Regions from separate parts of the Mus musculus genome. Here region 1 is linked to region 2. Evidence: chromatin loops called from intact Hi-C (ENCODE). Cell type or tissue: left cerebral cortex. All regions are shown on one strand. Each heading gives the region's core, and the rest is flanking DNA. Links, peaks and the distances in the headings are about the cores only. Region 1 overlaps Foxp1 (forkhead box P1). Region 2 has its middle 77 kb from the start of 4930595L18Rik.

The links. Hi-C counts contacts between places; a loop is a spot of excess contacts. Peaks named below come from ENCODE experiments on the same cell type or tissue, not always from the same donor. Only the 100,000 strongest peaks of a DNase experiment are listed, where the experiment ranks them.
Region 1: it touches region 2 in a loop (2.3-fold over the local background); 3 of 42 quality-filtered maps call a loop at or near these places.

Annotation. Positions count from the first base shown.
Region 1 is chr6:98,930,553-98,940,611 of GRCm38, forward strand. Foxp1 (forkhead box P1) reads right to left here. Exons shown (of 19, transcript NM_053202.2): 17 at 9,167-9,236; 18 at 4,722-4,888. Among named protein-coding and RNA genes, the nearest start is that of Gm38865, 190 kb to the right of the region's middle. In left cerebral cortex, for the core only: no CTCF peak of the experiment used is centred there; DNase peaks (open chromatin) are centred at 3,944 and 6,042; H3K27ac peaks cover 293 bases.
Region 2 is chr6:98,627,415-98,631,414 of GRCm38, forward strand. No RefSeq gene overlaps it. Among named protein-coding and RNA genes, the nearest start is that of 4930595L18Rik, 77 kb to the left of the region's middle. In left cerebral cortex, for the core only: a CTCF peak has its summit at 2,419; no DNase peak of the experiment used is centred there.

The DNA of each region.
Region 1 (10,059 bases), core at 2,291-6,290, 310 kb after region 2:
CTTGCTTTTCAGGACACACAAGTTACCCAAGGCCCTTGTGACAGTACAGTGTATGGAGCTCAGACTGTGCATTTCTAAGAGATTCCAGGTGATGGGGCTGGTCCCAGGACCGTCCTTTGGAGTACCAAATAACAGGCCCCGTAGTGACATCCTGGGTGGACGAATGCCACCCTGCAAATAATTATGTGAAATGAGAATCTGTAATACGGCAGTGGTTCGTGGGGACCACTGAGTACAGGAGGCTGGGCTAATCATGGCTTGCTGTGTGTTCTGTTTTGCTAGTTAACATGCAGAACCTGTGAAAGAACCCTCCAGAGGACGACCCCAAGCGAGGCTCTATCATTAATCAACTTCAAGCAAACACAGCAAAGAGACACCATGATACATGCTTGAAGCTCCAAATTAATGCATATTTTTACAAACTGTCAATAAGGCAAGAAAAGCCCTGCCAGGAAACACAAACGGAGAGGAAAAGGCTTGCTCAACACAGCAATATGATAAGAGAGCAGAGCCCCAATCAGAATAATAACGCTGTCAGCTGTAAACAAGGCAAAACATGAGGCCCGGCTGGTAGCCGCCACTGGGACACTCTCACTACCTTGAGAGCTGCCAACTTTCTCATTATGGATTGGGGGCTCGGTTCATCTAGAGAGGGCTGGCTCGATCACACAAAACCACTCTGATAACAACTGCGAAAAGCTGTTCGTAAATCATATTTACAACTGATCTTTTGCCAATACAAATGACTTTCTGTTGCAGGGGGCTTTTGATATGTAAAAGAACCATTCAAGTTAAAATGCACACATCTCCCAGACAGGCTGCGAGTGGGAGGGACTTATAATGGACATTATCAAGTATTAGTAATAAGAGGTGGTACTGGGGATGGCTGGCTTCCTAAATAATTGATGCTGTATTCGGGGCCCCAAAGGCGCCTGGAACCATTTAAAAACAAACAGAGGCACACTTTGGGCTGCTCTGGAAGACAAGAACCTTCAAGATCAATTGACACTAAAATTAGCACAGCATAGAGGGAGTCTTGGGGGGCTAGATGTCAGATAAATAGCTTTAAACAATTATGCCCACATTCTTAAAAACCATTTGCAAAACAAACCCAAGCCTCCCAGTACATTTTATATGTGGGTTCCAGCTTCTTCAAGTTTTTACTAGTGTGGTCATCCTTGTTTCTGAAATAAGGCCCAGGCCTCGCTATATAGCTTGTAGAACCCCTGAATGAAAAATATTCACAACTTTTAAGAAAAAAATCGAACACGTGACCGTGAACAAGTGCAGTGTCCTTCCAGGCGTGGGGCACCAATGTAAATGGACGTGTCCCCATGCCTGTGCAGTCAGCTCGGGTCACAGTGAGTGCTTGCTTCTCCCTCTGAAGAACGTACTTTACAGCTTTTTCTTTTTTTGGCTTTTCCATTACTGTTTTTGTGGCTCTGTGTGATTCCTTCTGTTGATAGGTCAGTACCTTTACAGCTGGCGTTCTCTAATCACCCTCCTTCCCTCCACTGTTTGCATAGTACAGTAAACCACTGCTAGCCATTAATCTTTCTCCTCCTGTTGATTTACCTCCTTGGGATAAATGTCTAAGAATGGAACTGTTGGAGCAGAGGCCAAAACATCTTTATGGTTCTCCTGATTTATTGGGATATTAATTTGCAGAGAGGCTCTATCAAGTGAGACTCGATCTCAGTGTCCCCAGCGTTAATTCAGAAACACAGCCTGTGGCCTCTCGAGCAGGTGTTTGTGTGTGGGGGGGGGTGTGAGTCCGAGGTACCTTGCCCTGCACCCCTAGCTTTACTGACCACCGTGGAGTTCTGTGTCTGCCTCCTGATTTCACTAGTGAGAACAGTGACTTTGTCAGTCACCACCAACAAAGTGGGTGGAGTAATATCCAGCAACAGGAATTTGCCCTTTAAAAAAAAATTAGTTTTAATCAGTTACTGAGGGTCAACTGCTATTTTTTTTCCAGAGTAACACTTTTGTGCTTCGATGTTTGAAAGCTATCATACTTAGTACTTAATCTCTGGTTCGCAGGGTGCAATCTGATGGTGTTACACAAAGCCTTGGCGGGAAGGCTCAGAAACCCTAGAGAAAGCAGACTCGTCTTCAGGTTAAGTTCTTGCTTTGCAACTGTAAATCGCTGCTTTCCAGATCCAGCTCCAAATGACAGACCAACTGACGGTTCCCCCAAAGAGAGTCCCCAACACCAGAGACTAGTTTGTTGTCTCCGGAATGCACTGCATATTCACTGTCCCCAAACATAGGTGCTGGTGCTGCTGCATCTACAGTCTATCCCAGTGCCTCTCATCAAATGGAAGGCAATGCCACCAACTAGATCTACTGTGACAACCTGAAAACCCACACCAGCATGACAGCAAGGATTCTTCGACCTTTCCTGTAAGATGAACACTGTAAAAGGCTTCCCCCCCCCCCACTGGGCATATACTCAGTGTACCGTCTACAGTACAATGGGTGCCCCTCTTGAGCCTTCCCCCACCAGACCCACCCTTTCTCTCCAGCATCCACTATTTCCAAAAAGGCTCCTAACAGATAATGGGGCCCAAACCATCTCTCTGTTCCGCTTACATCTGAGTAGTCCTTTTGTAAAGCCATTCTGGGAACACATGAGATTTTTAACTATAGCTGACTAGTCTTTAAAGGCATTGTGATCCTGTTCAGGGTACACACACAGCACAGGGCCTTTGGTGTGGTGGCCCTTCAGGTCCTACCAGAATGAAAGTACACTGCCCGCAAACCGTCATTATGCGACTACCTTCTTCTCTTTTTGAAAGAGAAAGGCGATACCGTGGTTTGTGTGAAGAGCAGAGCGCTGTATCACAAGGCTGCCTCTGTGCCGGGCGGGCCAGCGTCCTCACAGTGGCTTGTAAGCCTTGTTGTAAAGTTTATGGGTTGATTTATTTCAATAGACTGGAACGGTTAAAAAACAATTTGCATCCTAGCAGGGTAATGCACGCTGGACAAGAATGAAATCTCTCATTATAGACTCACTTAGTGGAAGCAAGGGGGTCAGTGAGACTAACTGGCTGCTGTACTGACTACACAGGGAGGCTGTTGTCGGCACAGGGGACCTCAGGGCACGGGGCGCAAACCTGCCGTGTGGGCATCACGTCCTGATAGCTCCACTCGGGGCTCTTTTTCTGTCCCTCGAGCTGTGAGGCTTTTGCTTTGCTGCACATTAAGATGGTGGCTGCATGTTTGCTACGTCTGCAGTTTGCTCAGTCCTGGTAAGCAAATGAACTTCCCTCATTGAGAGGCTTCTCTGTGGGGGCCTTTTTAATTAATTAATTAATTAATTAATTAATTAATTTTTATTTACTTTTTCTACTGATAGGAAGGTAGATAGGTACTATACCTTGGAGTTGGAACTCTAAGAAAACACTGTGCCTTCCACTGGGTAACATCACATATCCTTTCTCAATGGGAATATCTGGGAGTGACTTACATTACCAACTCACAGTTTGCTCTGAACTTCCTGGATGCTGACATACAACATCACCACCACGGTGAGTATCAGTGAGGCAACAAAAGAGTCAGAGAAACAGCAGCTTGCTGTAGGGGAGATGAAATTCTGTGCCAATCGTGGGGAAGGCATCATACACTTGCCTAAAATGCTGGTGTGTCATTTTCGGGGGACTCTGCCCACAAGTCGCAAACCATCGCTTCTACCTCTAAAGACCCCTCTCCGAGCACCCAGGGCATGGGATTAAAATGCTAGAAAGTAAAACTTCAGGTTTGCCCACCATGCTGGAAGAACCCATTTATCCCCCTGCCCCCCTTTGTCGCTAGACGCCAGTTCATTCTCTCCGTACTTGTTAAAGGTCACATTTTCCATCCCCATCACGCAAATTTCCTAAAATAAGATGTTGGTCAGTAATCCACAAAGAATGTGCAGACAAGCAGCCTATTCTTGGAGCGGACAGTGGTGGAAACACTGAATTGGTTTAGTCACTTCAAGTGGGCTATGGTTTTGGAGAGAGTCCCTGAAAGGAAGACGGTCCTTCGCAGCTGGGTTCACTGCGCACTGAAGCATCTGGAATCACATGGTGTCTCTTCTGAAGCAGGGGCCACAAAGGGGCGAGTTTCAACTCGGTGGCCTCCCTGAGGTTAGTGTGGCTCTGGTACCTACCATTCACATTCATCCCAGGCAACCATGGCCCACTGCTTCATTCAGTTATATGTGCTCTCATTATCCCGCCGTCTGCTGCTGTAATGCTCCTATTAATTTTCCTTTTGATATTTTAAGAGCAATCTATAAATCATGCCACCTTTCATTTGTGCCATCATTAATGCTTGGTAATAATGCTGCGGCGAGCTCAAGTGGTTAAACTGAGTGCGTGAGCAAGTAAACAAGCTTCCTTACAGGCTTGGTTGGCTTTGCCGGGAAGCTGGACACACCGTGAGCTTTCTCGAAGAGGTGTATAGTGATTTTAGGAGGAAAATCACAGTGTGAATTAAGTAATGGTCTGAGACCCAAAATGGAGGAGACTTCTCATTTTCTTGCTGTGTGCACTTACCGTGGATGAAGCCAATTGCTTCTACGAGAAAATTACTAACTAGTCCTTGTATGCACCAACATGTGACTCCAGGGCTCCTAAGAAATCGGAAATGATAGGAAAGGTGCCCAGAAGGGCCAGAGAAGAGCCGGGAGACTGAGGTCAGGTGACAGAGAGCTTTGGGTAGACAATACTCACACAGCTTGCATAGGGGATCTGCCTGGACTGCTGTCACTCTCGTTGCTGTTGGTGTGCTCCATGGCCCCGTTCAGCTCCTCCCGGATGGCACTGGCCAGGCTGCCCAGAGTGGGATTTCCCATGGAAGCGGTAGTGTACAGAGGTATACTATTCTCAGCCATGGAAGCCTGCATCAACCAAGAGAAATCAAATGAAGCAGTAGGGGAGGCCAGTCAAGAAAGCTATGGATATGTGGTGTCTTCGATAGCTTTTTGGTTCAAGTTCGCACTGTACTGTGGCTGACAATTTCCAAGTGCTGTAGGATTTTGCTTTAGGGGCCTTGAGCTTCATTTGGTTAAGCTATCTGGGCACCGGTGAGTCTACAGGTGAAGCTGCCTGCTGGCTCCTGCCTGCTGGAGTCATATGGTTTAGACAAAGGTTTCTAAAATGAGGTGTACAGCCACTGACTTTTTTTTTTTTTTGAGAGGAACTGAGTATGAAATACAATGGGATTTTCATTTCTTTATCCATTTTGATGAGTTCTCTATTGGGTAGCTGGGATCTGATCAGATTATATGGCCACACGGCTCAAAAGTTATGAGAACTTCCATAAGCACTCAGAGGAAAGGAGGAACAGGAATCATTGTTTCTCCCCCACCATTCCCATTTTAATGATTTTTTTTTTTTGAACCTGCTGAGTGAAGGCTGACATAACCAGACGATGGTAACATCACACAATCTCTCAGCCTCAGACTAGTCATGCAGAAGTCTGGATGTGTAGAAAACTCTCCAGGAAGGAAGGAAGGAAAAAAAGGGGGGGGGGAGGCTAAATCTTATTTCCTTTATGACTAAGTATATCCATATTAAAGGTGACAAAGCCATCCCATTCCAAATGAGTGCCAGCAAAAAAAGTATGTAAACCGCCCCCCAACTCCAATAAAACCCACTCCAAACTAAAGTCTGGTAGAATACTCTTCGTTTTCTGTCATCCCGACGTAAGCGTGATGGCCACCCTGTGTGCATTGTGGACAGTTGTCACAATACCACCGGACTGAAGAAACCCCATTTGTTTTCACTTGTGCAGGGAGTGTGCCCAAGTGACTTTTCATTTTATTATTCAAGAGGACAGACTTGGGAAAAGAGGCAGCTGTAATTAGATGAAGATTTATCAAAATTGTCTTCTTGCAGACTACACTATGCCTGGTTTTCCATCCTAATGAGAGAGAGTATGATCACAAGACAATCTGGCAGAGTGGCTTCAGTTGGCCCGTCATGGAAGAGTCCTAACTATTCTAGAAAAGCTGGCACCAAAGAGAAGGTATGAGCCAGAAACAAAGGGAGAGGAGGAGAGAAGCTGGGCTGCGGGGAGTCTGCTTGTTAGTCAGCTGCAGGCTTGCTCCCTGGATAGACCCAGTGTCTGAAGTACTTCCCAGAGAGATGCCCTGAGCATGCTCTCGGCAGCTCCCTCTTTCCCCTATGGAATCACCTGCTTCCTTTTTTAAAAGTAAAGGGGGTGGGGTGGGGGTGGCACCTCATGATTTCCCAGTACAGTGACCATTTCCCACTCCTCGATGGTTTATCAGATCATCTGTTTGCATCCAGCACTTTCTGAATGCATCTTTTATAATTGCAATAAGGCATTTCTATTCTTTCTGAGCAGGGAAGTTGGCACAGTAATATTACTGGCAGCTGCAGCTAGGCTGCCATCTTCAGCTGCCTTATGTGGGACCACACAGTGGTCACATTTCCCTGCCATGTAAGTTCTGCTTGGACTGCCAGCTGAGTGGCCCTCTCACTGTGGATGTACCATGGGAATCTGCTTCCACGGGACAACTGCGCTGTTCAAGAGTCAAGATGGAACTGAGGCTGGAACCGAGGCTACCACAGTATTTTATTGGATTCCGAAGCCCCTGACTGACTTGTAGGAAACAGTTCTAGGACTGCCTATTAAGATGAGCAAGTATCTGCTTATTCTTTCTGATTTTCCAAGTATGATGAGTAAACCCTTGTCTTGGTCCCTTTCCTCTCAGACATAATATAAGAGGTATTATAATATAATACGTACAGAGAACCAGTCTTGTTCCTTTAAACAAAACAGTAGCCACTGGGCTACAGTAAGATCCTGAGACCTGGGTCACTGCCGTGTCTCTTGAGTAGTCCTTTGCAGAGTGAAGGATCAGAGCAGCCCCCAAATTATCACCTTCAAACAGGTCCTTCCTGTAGCTGATGCTCCTAGGAGCAGATGTGCCACCATGTTTATAATAGACTTAATGATAGAAATGATCCTGGGCACAGTGTGTGGCTTCATATCAAACTAGCACCTCTACCCGCAACACAGAGGTTCTCAAGTGATGGCACGCTTTGGGTCCCTAAGTACCGAGGCTTTTGGAATGTTAACTGCTCTGCGCTCCCCGGGGAAAAGGCAGTCTATAAATACGAAGCTTTATGGTTACCCTTAGTTACCTCACTTTTTCAGAGCATAATGCAATCTGTCCCGAGCCCCATGTTTTATTTCTGTAGTAGATTCTGCTGTCCTATTTTATAAATTGTATATCACGCCGTTATGTCGCTCTAGTAATTTTTTTTAAGATGATATTGTTGCGCTGTTATTTTTACTTGCCTTGAAAAATGGAAGTGGGTGATAAAGAAAGGGAAGGCCCTGCTGGTGGGATCTTTATTTAATTTGCATGGCAGGAAGCTGTCTTGTATGACTGGCTGTCTACTGGTGGGGAATCCAAATTCAAGAGGAGGGGCAAAGGAGATACTCCTTAAATTGTTCCTGGAAAGCCGCGGGCTGGTTTTGGGCGAGTAGGGGAAACACAGAAGCGTGGAGAGGGGTAGGAAAACAAAAGTCTCAGAGATGAAGCGTGAACGCATCTGTAACGATACAGCACGCTAATTGAAATTAGTCACATAGTAAAGGGAATCCAATGTAAAATGTGCTTGTAATTTTAATACCATTCCAGATAGAGCTGCCTTTAAATTCATACTTCACAAGACTCCAGGGAAAATAAGTTACTAATGCATGGTATTTACAGTGGCAGGGTATAAGCCGGCTTTCATTTACTCTTGTGAAGTAACTGTGTAAACTACGAGTAATTAAAAGAAACGCAGAGAGTAGTTTCTCCCAGTAAATTTAGCTCATGCTAAGAAGAAATAAATAGAATTACTGAGATGCTCAGTTGAGCGAGTCTGCGTTCAACTGTGTCAGGGGCGTGTTATCCACAAGGAGCCCCAGGATGCGCTGGGTGAGCTGGGAAGACAGGCACACAGAATAGGGGCTCAGTCAATATTTGCTTAGCAAGTGGTGAGAATCGGGCTGCTGTCACTGCCTCCCCTCCCCCATCTAGTTCCCATCATGCCACGCGCTCCAAGCCTTCTTCCCACTGCCATCCCTTTTGGGGGCATTTGTTTCTCTGTGTCTGCCTTCACTTGTCATGTTATGGTCCCTCAGAACAGCCAGAGGTATCACAGAATCCAACAACCAGTTCAGGGGTGCTACAGTAGTCACACTCAACAGTGCTGGGGGGGGTGTGTGATAACTAACGTTTGATTTGTCTACAGAGTACGTAATGCAAATGTTTCAAAACTCTTTTAGGTATGTCTTCTAGACTAATAAAGGTGGGTTAAAAAACCAAAACCAAAACAAACAAACAAAAAACCCAAAGCCCAAAAGACTAACAGTGGCTGTCTGAGCTCTTATGGGAGACCTGAGGATGGCGTCAGGTATTTAAAAGAAGCAATACCAGATACCCCATTAATTTTAGAAATCAGTAGGTGGTGTGGTAACCATGAGGAACAAGAAACCTAAAGCCTGGCTGGACACACAGATTGTTCCTCCTGTCGCTCACCCCTTCTAAGATTCTCTCGCTGAGGTAGTGTGTGATTTACCAGTCAGTAGGAAACTCCAGTCTACGATGGTTAGGTTTTCCTGAACAACTGGATGGCCACTTCCACTTTTCTTATGCTTTCTGTTGTCTAGATGGTTGACTTTACAAGGGAGAAAACAAACCCAGGCCCCACCCCCATAGAAAGAAAAGGTGTTGGAATGGACTTTAATAAAGCCCCACTTTCTCTTTAAACCTGGGAACAATGGAAGGTCATGTGACATGCTGGCCCTGTCATCCAGCACATTAATAGCTGTGCTAGAGTAATTACACTTGTGGTATTTTTGCCTCAAGTGAAATTCTGAAATAAGAGGATGGAAATTATGATACTGCTGATAAATATTAATAAGTGAACTTTTAATTTTTTTTTTGCCACAATATTCAAAATGCTGAGCATCCTGCTCCTGCTGAAGCAGCCCGATGTGTTTGCCTCCGGGGAGAACGATGCTTTGTGCACTTAAGAAAAAAGTTTAACGGAATTAAAATTTAATATCTAATTAGAGCGAGGCTAATATATTTTGAAATGAGTGGGGGAGCCCTGTGTCTGCGCTGCGGCTGGGGGATGGCCGTTAATCTTACCTGTAAAGCTGCATTGAGAGGTGTGCAGTAGGCGTGGCTGCTCTGCATGTTTTTAATAAGGGAAGGGTTACTGTGTAAGAAAAAGATAAAAACTCAGAGTTAAACACAATCCATCCAGAGGTCCTCGCCAACTTTTCTCTTTCAAGTTCGCTGGTTGTCTTCCACATTTTAAATTCTTCCCCCACCCGGTCACCAAACTGAAGGAAAGTTAAGCTTTATGTATGTTTCTCGGGGTTGGTGTGGGAAAATACCTCTGGCGATGAACCTAGTGGTTCATCCTGGTGAAACTGTGTTAAATTATAACACACTTGGGTATATTTTCTGGGGACCAGTCTGCAAAGGGTTAGCTGCTGCCAGGCTCCGGGAGGAAGGTAAGGGCTGAGTGGCAGGATGTCTGGTACTGCAATGAGGAGCCCAAAGGCTTCATTCTCAGTGGCCCTGACTGCTCGAGGGAAGCCATGTTTACTCCTCTTTTGTAAAAGCAGGAGCTTTGGCTGCTGTCTTTCCTGAATAGCCCAGTCTGGGAGAGCAAGCTCTAATTTGGTGCTCTTTCTATTGACTAGGTAAAAGAAGCCACAATACCTTTTTTTAAAAAAAAAAAAAAAAAGAAAAATATCCCTGCCCTAGTTTTAAAAAAACACTACAAAATTACATTGGACATCCTGAGAGAAAGTGTGGCTTCCAGTCTGTAATGAGGTTCATTTGTCAACAGACTTTGAAGGGAATGACATTATCAATCTTTCCCCTGAGCTTAGGACAATTTGGTTTTCAGTTTTTTGAGACAGAGTCTCTCTACAGAGTGTAGGCTGTCCTGGAATGTGCAGTCCTCCTGCCTCAGCTTCCTTCCCCCCCTGGGGGGGGGAGTCATTATAGGCACCCACCCCTACACCTAG
Region 2 (4,000 bases), core at 1-4,000:
GAAGACAAAAATCAATGTCATGGTACCATGGGCTCTAGGAGGGCTTCTAAGAGCAGCATGCATCCGATAGCTCTGCTATGGAATAGCAGCTTCAACCATGAGTCTCAGGCAAAGGGTTCTAGAGTATCTTAGACAGCAATCCGAGCTTCCTGAGTCAATTTATTCCAGAGCCAGACCATGGAAGAACTGTGATCAATTCCAATGCATCACATTAATCATTGAAAATTAAAAGTGGAAGATGGAGACAGCAAGGTGTGAGGGGGACAAGGACGGAGCTACAGACATGATTAACAGCAGCAAAATGATATATTCAAGTTAATGTCTTGTCATGGATGGTCATTGAGATGAGCCTGTGTCATTAGAGAACACTTACACGCTTCTGCCTCGCTTTAGGAAGGACAGCAGAGATGTCCCAGCCTCCATTTTATAAAGTGATTGAACTTTTTCATGCATGAAACAGTGCTTCCTGGTATGAGAATGTTGCCTTGTGGTAAAGCATTTGGGATGCTGGGGCATCATTAATTTTGTACCTTTAAATTAGGAACATTGCAAATCCTGCACTAAGGAAAGGAGCTGTTCACCTACCTGGGTCTGCTCCAGCAAGGTTGCTCCAGGATTCCTTTGTTCTTTTGAGCCCAGACTGAATTACAAACCCAAGCACATCCTTACGTGGGAACTTCTGAATAAGAATTATCCATCAAAACTTGTCAATCTCTAGAACAGAGTCTAGCAACCGTCACAAACACACTCCCTGGGCATTCTATGTGCTCTCCCGTATGAAAACCATGGTCCAGCCCACTCCAGATGCCGTGCAAAGGATGTGGAAACAGAGGAGGCATTTGATTGGGTATGTCTCAGAGGTGCTCATTTTGGTTTCCAGCAAAAGAAATGGAAAAAGTATCTATTTTCAAAAGTTCTCTTTCTGTACCTTTTAGGCATGAGGCACAGGTTCTTTCTAGCAATGGGTGTCCCATTTTTCATATTCCCTTCTCTTCAGGACACACATGGTAGGATGTGGGGGGGGGGCAGAAGGGAAGAGGAAGAGGAAGAGGGAAGGAGGGAGAGGGAGAAGGAGGAGGAGGTCAAGAAAGAAAAAAAGATAGGAAAAAAGAAGTAGAAAATTATTTTAGAAACCAACTCCCCTAAATCTAAGGTGGGTGCCTTGCCTTCCCTTTTTCCTTTTTTTTTTTTAATTAGGTATTTTCCTCGTTTACATTTTCAATGCTATCCCAAAGGTCCCCCATACCCACCCCCCCCAATCCCCTACCCACCCACTCCCCCTTTTTGGCCCTGGTGTTCCCCTGTACTGGGGCATATAAAGTTTGCAAGTCCAATGGGCCTCTCTTTGCAGTGATGACCGACTAGGCCATCTTTTGATACATATGCAGCTAAAGACAAGAGCTCCGGGGTACTGGTTAGTTCATATTGTGTTCCACCTATAGGGTTGCAGTTCCCTGTAGTTCCTTGGGTACTTTCTCTAGCTCCTCCATTAGGGGCCGTGTGACCTATCCAATAGCTGACTGTGATCATCCACTTCTGTGTTTGCTAGGCCCTGGCATAGTCTCACAAGAGAGAGCTATATCTGGGTCCTTTCAGCGAAATCTTGCTAGTGTATGCAATGGTGTCAGCATTTGGAAGCTGATTATGGGATGGATCCCTGCATATGGCAGTCACTAGATGGTCCATCCTTTCCCTTTTTCCTTTTCAATTGCCAGCCAATGTCCTGACACCACAGTCTTCCTAACGATGGGAAGGCAAACAGCCCCTCAGCTCTGATAGCTGTGCATGCTGTAAGCTACAGCCTCTCTCAGTACTCTGTGTTATACAAAGTGCCTGGCATCACCATGGCACTTGCTTGGCTCCTTCATTTATCTGCTGTGTCCTAATCATTTGATCATACCATATTCACGTCTTTTCTGCGTATGTGGCTATTGTGTGTATGAGGTTCTATTTATAACCTTTTTGGGACCATAAGTTCCGTAAGAATTTAACAAGAATTCAGTGTAACCTGTCCTCAAATCACTGAGTATTTGTAATCTGGGACCCATGAATGCATTTCAAGATTTTTGTAACTGAAATTGCTTACTTTTTTTAAAAAATATTTTAACATGTCCCCTTTTTTTGTATCTACATACATTGTGGATAAAGAGAGTGTGTGAAGACCCCCATGTGTTTAATTATTTTACATCAGCTAATCTCAGTTCTTCTCCCTGGACCCCCATCAGAGCTCACCTCTCTGTTTGTCCCTGGACATGTCAGCAAAGACTACCCCGTTACCCCAGCATTTCTCTGGCTGTCAAATGCTATAATAATCTACCTCTCTGTTCTCCTGGTAGAGTAACTCCAGGCCTCAGTATGCTACTAATTCTAGGACGTCCCCAGTAGAAATACACACCCCAGTGGTAATGGCTAGAGCCACATCCTTTGCTGTCTGCTTCCTCTTCCTTTCCTCCTTCATACGGCCCCCTCCCTACCCTGTTTCCTGGGTCTAGCTCTAGAGTACAACACTCCCACTGAGTCCCTGACTTGGTGTCCACGTCTGAGGAACCCAAACTAAAATAAGGCCAATGTGCTAGAGAGTAAAATGAATAGTATTGCATCAGACAACTCAGGCATTCCCATTCTTTCTTGACAAGGCAAACATTCTCAAGTGAATAGCATGGTCCGACATTCTCAAGTGGATATAGCATGGTCTGACATGGGACGCCTGAGGAATGGCAGTGGTTTAACTAGGAAAGTGGAAATGACATGAAACGTATGCCATTAACAAACTAAAAGGCTCACCAGGAACGAATAATAAGGGTAATCATCCTAAATTTTAGAAAGCATTTTTATTTCAATTGCCTGGTTTCACTTCCGGGTGTCAAAGCCTCCTCAGCCCAAAGGACGGAGAAGGCTGGCAGATGCTTTGCATGGTTGGTGAAGATGAAAGCCACGCCCATCTTTTCCAGCCAACCTGTCCTTCTGTGAGTTGCAGCGCAGAGCAGGGATCTGAAGGTTACAGGGTTGCCTGCCTGCTCACTCGCTGAGCAGAGTCAAACATGATATGAACCTTTCATTATATTATTTCCTGCGTGTCTCTCAGCAAACGTGGACGCGCCTCTCCAGAGTGAGGAGCAAAAAAGAAAAAAAAATCTCCTCCCAGAAGAGACGACAGGAGAATGTTACCTGAAATGTTGAATAACGATAAATTCCTTGGCGTTCCTCTCAACATTCTGCCCCACGATGATGAAGTTTTCATGTTTTGGCAGCTGTTGTAATTTTGCTTTCACAGACGCAAGACAAATTTTTCCCATATAAGTGACTTTTCCCATTCAGCGGTAAGTTTCAGAAAAATTCTGCTATTGTGATTTTTAGATGGCATGTGTTTCAGGAGCTCTATAAAACACACACACCTAAAAAGGTTTACAGTTGAATTCTTTTCATTTTAGTCAGCTGTAGACAAGTTTTAGTCTACATTTTTAAATAATTGACTCCATTATATTTCATAAAATATAGGTTAGTTCTGAAGGCAATAGTTAGCACTTACATAAAGAGCTTTTTTTAATCTTCAGAAAGCTTGTAAATCTAAAATAATTTTTACATCCCTGTGAGGCGAGTCAGAAACTCTTGAATTCCCAGTTTTAAGAAAAAGAGACTGAGGAAGGAAACTGGGGTTGAGCTGGAAATATCAAAGATGGAGGCCCTAAAGAGACCACTGTTCTTCATTTGCCTGGGCAGAGGCGCTTCCATCTTCCCGCACAGTTCCCTGTGTACATGAGAGGAAACATCTAGCCCTGTAATAACTGCAGAGGTTAGGAGCTGTAATTAAAACTACATAAAATTAATTGATGGACTTAGAAAGATTTATGCACCTTGAAATAAAAGTACTTTCAAGTACTTTAGATTTATATCTCAGACTTGTCAATTTGGTGCGTGGGTGTGTCCGTTTTTTTTTTTTTTTTTAAATGAGGTGAGGATGTAATTATTCAAGTGCAGAGATGCTTCAGGTTGCTCTGAA